Regions from separate parts of the Mus musculus genome. Here region 2 is linked to region 1. A link is a loop called in an ENCODE intact Hi-C map of the cell type or tissue named here. Cell type or tissue: heart. All regions are shown on one strand. Each heading gives the region's core, and the rest is flanking DNA. Links, peaks and the distances in the headings are about the cores only. Region 1 holds the start of Med31 (mediator complex subunit 31). Region 2 holds the start of Xaf1 (XIAP associated factor 1).

The links. Peaks named below come from ENCODE experiments on the same cell type or tissue, not always from the same donor. Only the 100,000 strongest peaks of a DNase experiment are listed, where the experiment ranks them.
Region 2: a loop joins it to region 1, with 2.7 times the contacts of the local background. A loop is called at or near these places in 7 of 42 quality-filtered maps.

Annotation. Positions count from the first base shown.
Region 1 is chr11:72,213,381-72,216,291 of GRCm38, reverse strand. Med31 (mediator complex subunit 31) reads left to right here and starts at 700. Exons shown (of 4, transcript NM_026068.2): 1 at 700-1,331; 2 at 2,077-2,154; 3 at 2,419-2,515. The coding sequence starts at 1,304. 4930563E22Rik (RIKEN cDNA 4930563E22 gene) reads right to left here and starts at 1,154. Exons shown (of 1, transcript NM_001163728.1): 1 at 1-1,154. The coding sequence starts at 961. The coding sequence ends at 572. In heart, for the core only: no CTCF peak of the experiment used is centred there; DNase peaks (open chromatin) are centred at 691 and 1,201; H3K4me3 peaks cover 1,746 bases; H3K27ac peaks cover 1,450 bases.
Region 2 is chr11:72,300,109-72,303,019 of GRCm38, reverse strand. Xaf1 (XIAP associated factor 1) reads right to left here and starts at 1,391. Exons shown (of 6, transcript NM_001037713.4): 1 at 1,311-1,391. The coding sequence starts at 1,342. In heart, for the core only: no CTCF peak of the experiment used is centred there; DNase peaks (open chromatin) are centred at 559 and 1,469; H3K4me3 peaks cover 644 bases; H3K27ac peaks cover 1,153 bases.

The DNA of each region.
Region 1 (2,911 bases), core at 124-2,623:
TAATGGTTTTATTGATTGTTTATTAATTGTCCTGTTTTTTCCTATACCCCCTGATTTAATTTTTTAAGTGTGGGTGGAATACTATGTATGACAACATGAGAAAATGTATAATGAAATATAAGTATTAATAAAGGCCAATTAATAATGTATGAAAGATGATACCTTGCCCTGTAGGTTTCAAGCAGGTATATGATCAGGCCAGCGGTCAAGAATCATGACAAGTTTGGCCCCTCTTTGCAAATTTCAAGTCGTCAACACATCCTAGAGTGACCTAAGACTATAAAACTTACCTGGTGTAGAGACTCAAAGAATCTCATTGTCCATCAGCCAGGTTTATACTGCACTACCAGTCTGAAACCTTCTGTGCTGGCTTCAAGTTAATAGCACACTGGGGTCAACAACAGGATGGTCTAAGGTGCTGCAATGTCAATACATGTTAACAGCCCCCAGAAACCACAGCCTGTTTCTTACACTGATTTATGGGTTCTTTCCATGAAACCAAAGATGCTCGGTTCTCCTGGAAGATGGCTGGCTGGCAACTCTTCAGTCCTGGCTAAGGACCTTTGGCACTTCATCGAGCCATTCTGGCACTCTGCCTGGCTGGGCTCTCAACACGGTGCACAGTAGTCTCCACCCTCAGGGATGACGACGCCCTGACGTGGCGGGAGGACGTTTCCGTGCACTGCGAGGAGGTTTCCACGTGCTGGGAGGACACCTCAAGGAACTGAGGGAGTCGCTTCGTGGAGGGGGTGAGGGAGGGCCCCTCTCGGTGGCGCTGGGAGGTCTCCACCTGCCGGGAAGACGTTCGAACCTGCCGGGAGGACGTCTCCACGCGGTGGGATGACGTTTCCTCGCGGTGGGACGACGTCTCCACGCGGACAGTCGATGTCTCCTTGTGGCGGGTGCTTTCCACTCGCGGGGCGGAGGACTTGCTCCTAAGGGGCGAGGCCATCCTGCCCATACACCTTGGTCAGGTGGGACAAAGAGGCCCAAGGATCATGCTCTGCGTCACGTCACACAGGGAAAGGTGACGTCAGGGTGGTGTATTACGTCGGGGTAGGTAGCAGGACTCTGAGACCTAAAAAATGAGAAGTCCTCCGGCACGCCCCGCTCGATATCTGCGCGCGCAGCCGGCCGGGTCTGCACAGATAGGTGGGGCTAATTTTCCCATAAGTGAGGTTGTCCCCGCCCTCGTGTCCCACTCTGCCCCGCGACCGGAAGTAGGAGCCGTGGCTTCCGGATTCTCACCAATCGAAGTCGCGGTTCGGTCGGGGCTGGTGGTGTTCGCCTCACTCTGATTGTTATGGCCGCGGCCGTCGCTATGGAGACAGGTACGTTGTGACTTGCACCCCGAGTCTTCACCCCAAGGGAATGGTCCTACGCCCCGAAATTCCCTCCCTTTTCCCTTTTCCTGCGCTGTCTTTCGGGTTCAACTTGGCATCCTTAGAGTTGGGACCGGCGGAGGAGAAGGCTGTGCTGCTTCTCAGACTATGGTCTGTGAAAACATCTTTGCTCCTGGGTTGCTCAAACCCCTACTCCAACCCTGGCTCTTGGGGCCGTGCAGGGCCGTGGGAGAGGACTGAGACCTTCCACTGTCTGTGCTGAAGGTACTCCCAAGAACTTGCCCGAAATATCGATAACCTGTGTATTCTAATGCGGACACCGCCTTCTCTCCATTGTTTAATCACTTTGCATCATGCTTCGGTTTTGTGTAGCACATTGATTTTGCTTAACGTAATCACAGTTGATAGTTGTGGTTATAACAACTTAGGGAACCGCACAGCTATTACAGACTGTCCAGTGATCTCCGCTAACAAAGTGGCCTGCAGGTGGTAAATTCCCATTCAACTTATTTTTTCCTCAATTAACTTTAAAGGATTTCTTTACTATTTTTTGTTTTACTATTTTTGTTTTGGAAACAGGGCCTCATTACTTAGTGAATATATATATATATATATATATATATATATATATATACACACACACACACACACATATATACACACACGCATATACATATATCTTTAATTTCTAAGAAAGTCTCTTCTGCACTTTGATATTTGTCTTTTCTCCTAGATGATGCTGGAAATCGGCTTCGGTTTCAGTTGGAGTTGGAATTTGTGCAATGTTTAGCCAACCCAAACTACCTTAATTGTAAGTTAAGTACATCACTAACTTAAGCAACTAGCTCTTAATTTCTGAGAAGAGATGCAGTTTGTAATACTATTTATTACTTCGATGTGTTTGAATGGGATTTTATTTGTTCTGGTCTGTAAGTTAACTGGGCAAACAAAGGCTTGTGTTTTTAATTCCTTGTGTTCTGTTGGTAGGGATGTTAAGAGCTACTTTGTTTTAGAGATTACTAATCAGTAGTCCAGCGGTTGGTTGACATACGGATTGTTTCTTTGTGTCTTTCAGTTCTTGCCCAAAGAGGTTACTTCAAAGACAAAGCTTTTGTTAATTATCTTAAGTATTTGCTTTACTGGAAAGAACCAGAATATGCCAAATATCTAAAGTAAGTTTAATTTTTATAATCCTAAATCTGTGTATACTTTATCATAAATACAAAGTGCTGATACTGAGCAGTTTTCTCTGTGTGGGAATGGAAAATGATATTTTGAATCTTTCTGCTTTTAGTTAATGTAAGATACTGTCATCTGTAACTTAGATTATTTTAGGAATTGCATTTATTTCTGCTACCATTCTTACCTCACTCCCTTCAAACAGAACCAAACAACTGTCTTCATGGGAGCCAGCTTACTCTCTAAGTAATATAAGCCAGAACACACCACTTCTGTTCATGCAGGCTAGCTAAGATCCAGTCAACTGGTTTCAGACTATAGTTCTAATGTAATTTGGTGTCTAACCTTGTCACTTAGCACTGCCCTTGTCTTTCTGGATTTTTAATGCC
Region 2 (2,911 bases), core at 162-2,661, 87 kb before region 1:
ACTGTGTATCAAGATGTATATTTCAAACATGTACAAGTTAGCTAGGGCTGTTGGCACAGGGGTTCAGGAGCCTGAGTCAGGAAGATGGCTAGTTTAAGGCTTATCTGTGCTTATAGAGTAAGTTCAAGATCAGCCTAGGCAACTTAGTGATACTCTGTGTCAAAAGGAAAGGGAAAAACAGAGCCAGGGATAACGCAGCTCAGAGTGCTTGGCTGCTCTGTGCAATGCCCTAGGCTCAGTGCCTGGAACGACTCCTCAGCATCACCCCACAGAGACAGGGTTGGGGGAGGTAAAGTTCTATCCTTTTCCAGTTATCTCCTAGAAAGGCCATCACGAGAACAAGGGAGCACAGCAGTGCAGCTCTGCCCTGACCACACCTCAGACCCTCCAAGGGTTTCCCAACTCTCAAGAGCAAAAGTCCATCCACCACGCTGTCTCCCGTCCCTGGGCTCCCTTGCAGCTACCCAGAGAGCATCTGAGATGCAGGGGAGTCTTGTAGGGCAGGGTGTCCTCCTCTGATAGGCTCATCACCAGGAACGCTGCCAACCCATTCCATCTGCTCATGCTCACGGCAGCTCGGGAGAAAGGAAACAGGCTGTATCCTTAAAGGACCAATTGTTCAGGCCCTGTGATCTGGCTCATGGCCTCCAATTGTTCAGGCCCCTGTGATCTGGTTCATGGCCTCACTGCTGTTAGCCTGATCCAGCTGTCCCCACAACCGCACAGAATGACGTCCTTTGCTCTGTTTGCCCTCTCTGTTTTGCCTGCCTCCATACTCCATAGACCAGAGATCCTGAAAGGTGAAGTGGAACAAAGATCTCTGTGGAGCTTTACCCCAGTTACTGCAACAGGTGGGGTCTGCTGAGGAACCAGCTCTTTTTACTTGGAGGTGTGGTCCTTGCCTCCTGCTCAGCCCTCCATGTTCTATCTCCCAGCTCCTTTGTCAGGCGGAGGACAGGAATAACCCTGGAACATCTCTCAAAGGGTCCTCTCACAGATGGGTGGGAAGACCACGATGCCCCCCACCCCTGCTACGGATCTAAGCTCTGACAGGAATAGCCTGCTAGGGACCAGTCCCTCCATACTTCATGGCTAAAACTAGCCAGCCTGAAATACCCAAGCTAAGAGGGAACAGTGATATTGAGGTACCACTGAGCACTCTACTTAGAGATTTGGAACCTCTTCACTCCAGAGGTTCCAGTCCCCTTCGGCTTGCCCTCTGGTGTTGTACTTCATCCCCATCACTTCAGAATTTGTTTGCTCTGCCCTGCCCCTCTGTCTGGCCAGCCCTGGAGAAAATGCCTTCTTACCAGTTCCTGCACACTTGGAAGTCAGCCTCCATGGTCAAGCTTCCTGCAGTGCTTCTGTGGAGTTTCGTTTCTTTGCACACAGGAAAACAAAACTGAAAGTGTTTGCCCAGCCTGACTCACAGCGGCAGGGAGGAGACTTCAAAAATTCTCAGCTCAGGGCGGTTCCCAGATCCTGGCAGCTAGACACTCCCAGAAGGCCATTCTGCAGCATGGGCTAGTCCTCTGTCATGCCCCTTGTCCTGTGCAGCCTCTGTGCTACCGTGACTGTGACCTCCAGGGTGGGCGTTAGCTGTCGGGTTTCCTCTGGGCAGCACAACAATTCCTCCCTTTCTCCCCCTCCCTCCCTGACTGGCTTTGTTTCCATGGGGTCCCTGCCCACTTCTCAACCTGTGACTGACTCCTACTGTTTCTGTCTGGTCTCTCCTGAGATGCTAAGCTTGAGTCTGCTCTCTGAAGAAGAAGCTCCTGCAAGCTCTGTACCCCTGTGTGGGTTCCAGTTTGTGGTGACTTTGAAAACAAAGTCTGTGAGGAACTGAGCAGGGGGTTCTGGGTGCTGGATGCTCAGGCTACAGGGTTTGGGGCAAGTCTTGGGAATGGCCAGGGATAACTGTGTTGTGTCTCCTGAGGTTGTCCTCTGCTGGGAAACAAAACAAAGCAAACAATAATGGCAAACAATAATGTAAGCCAAGATGACAGAAACCATGAGGAGGTCTTGCTATCCCATGCTCACTGGTAAAATCGAGCAGCAAGGGGCTGAATAACCTGCACAGAAGTTCCCAGGTAACGTGGTCCAAGGTGTGACCCTTCTGCCACAGGCACGGAGCTGGAGGAGCTGTGCTCAGATCCAGACAAGATAACCAATTGGGAGCTTGAGTCACCTCAGCCTTCTGGATACTGTCTCCTGGCTGACCGGGTTACACTGGAGCTCCCAGGCAACTTTAAGGTCCAGGTGCTCCTAGAATTTGCATGCAAAACTGCTGCTGTGTCAGTATATGTTTGTTCCAGCGAGGTGCCACAGCCTCAGGCAGTTACCCAACAAGGCTAGCTGACCTCATGAGGTTCAAAGAAAACAAATTGTGTTAAAGGCAGCCCATGTCCAAAATTATCACAGTGCAAAATGATGGAAGTCAGTCGATTTGCTGGTTTCCTGTGTTCATTCCACCACCACCACCCCCCTTCCAAGGAAGAAACAGGGCGTCATTAGATAAATGAAAATGATCAAAGGGTTTTGGAGTAGAGGTAGCGGTATGGCACTTGCCTACCATGCATAAGGCTTTGGGGTTAGGATCTAACACACACACACACACACACACACACACACACACACACACACAGACACACACACACACACACACACATCACAAAGTATATCTCAGTGACAACTGATACATTCACAAATACAGCCGTGTACGGAATAATGATGTTTCTGTCAGCAGTGCAACTGTACATAGCACAGTAGCCATATAAGATTACACCTGAAGAACTGCAGAAGTCTTGTCACCCAGTGATGCTACACACAGCAGTGAATCACTTCCACTTGTGTGCCCTTGGCATGAATGCAGGGTGCAAGAAAGCAGAGAGGTGCGGGAACATGGTCAAGT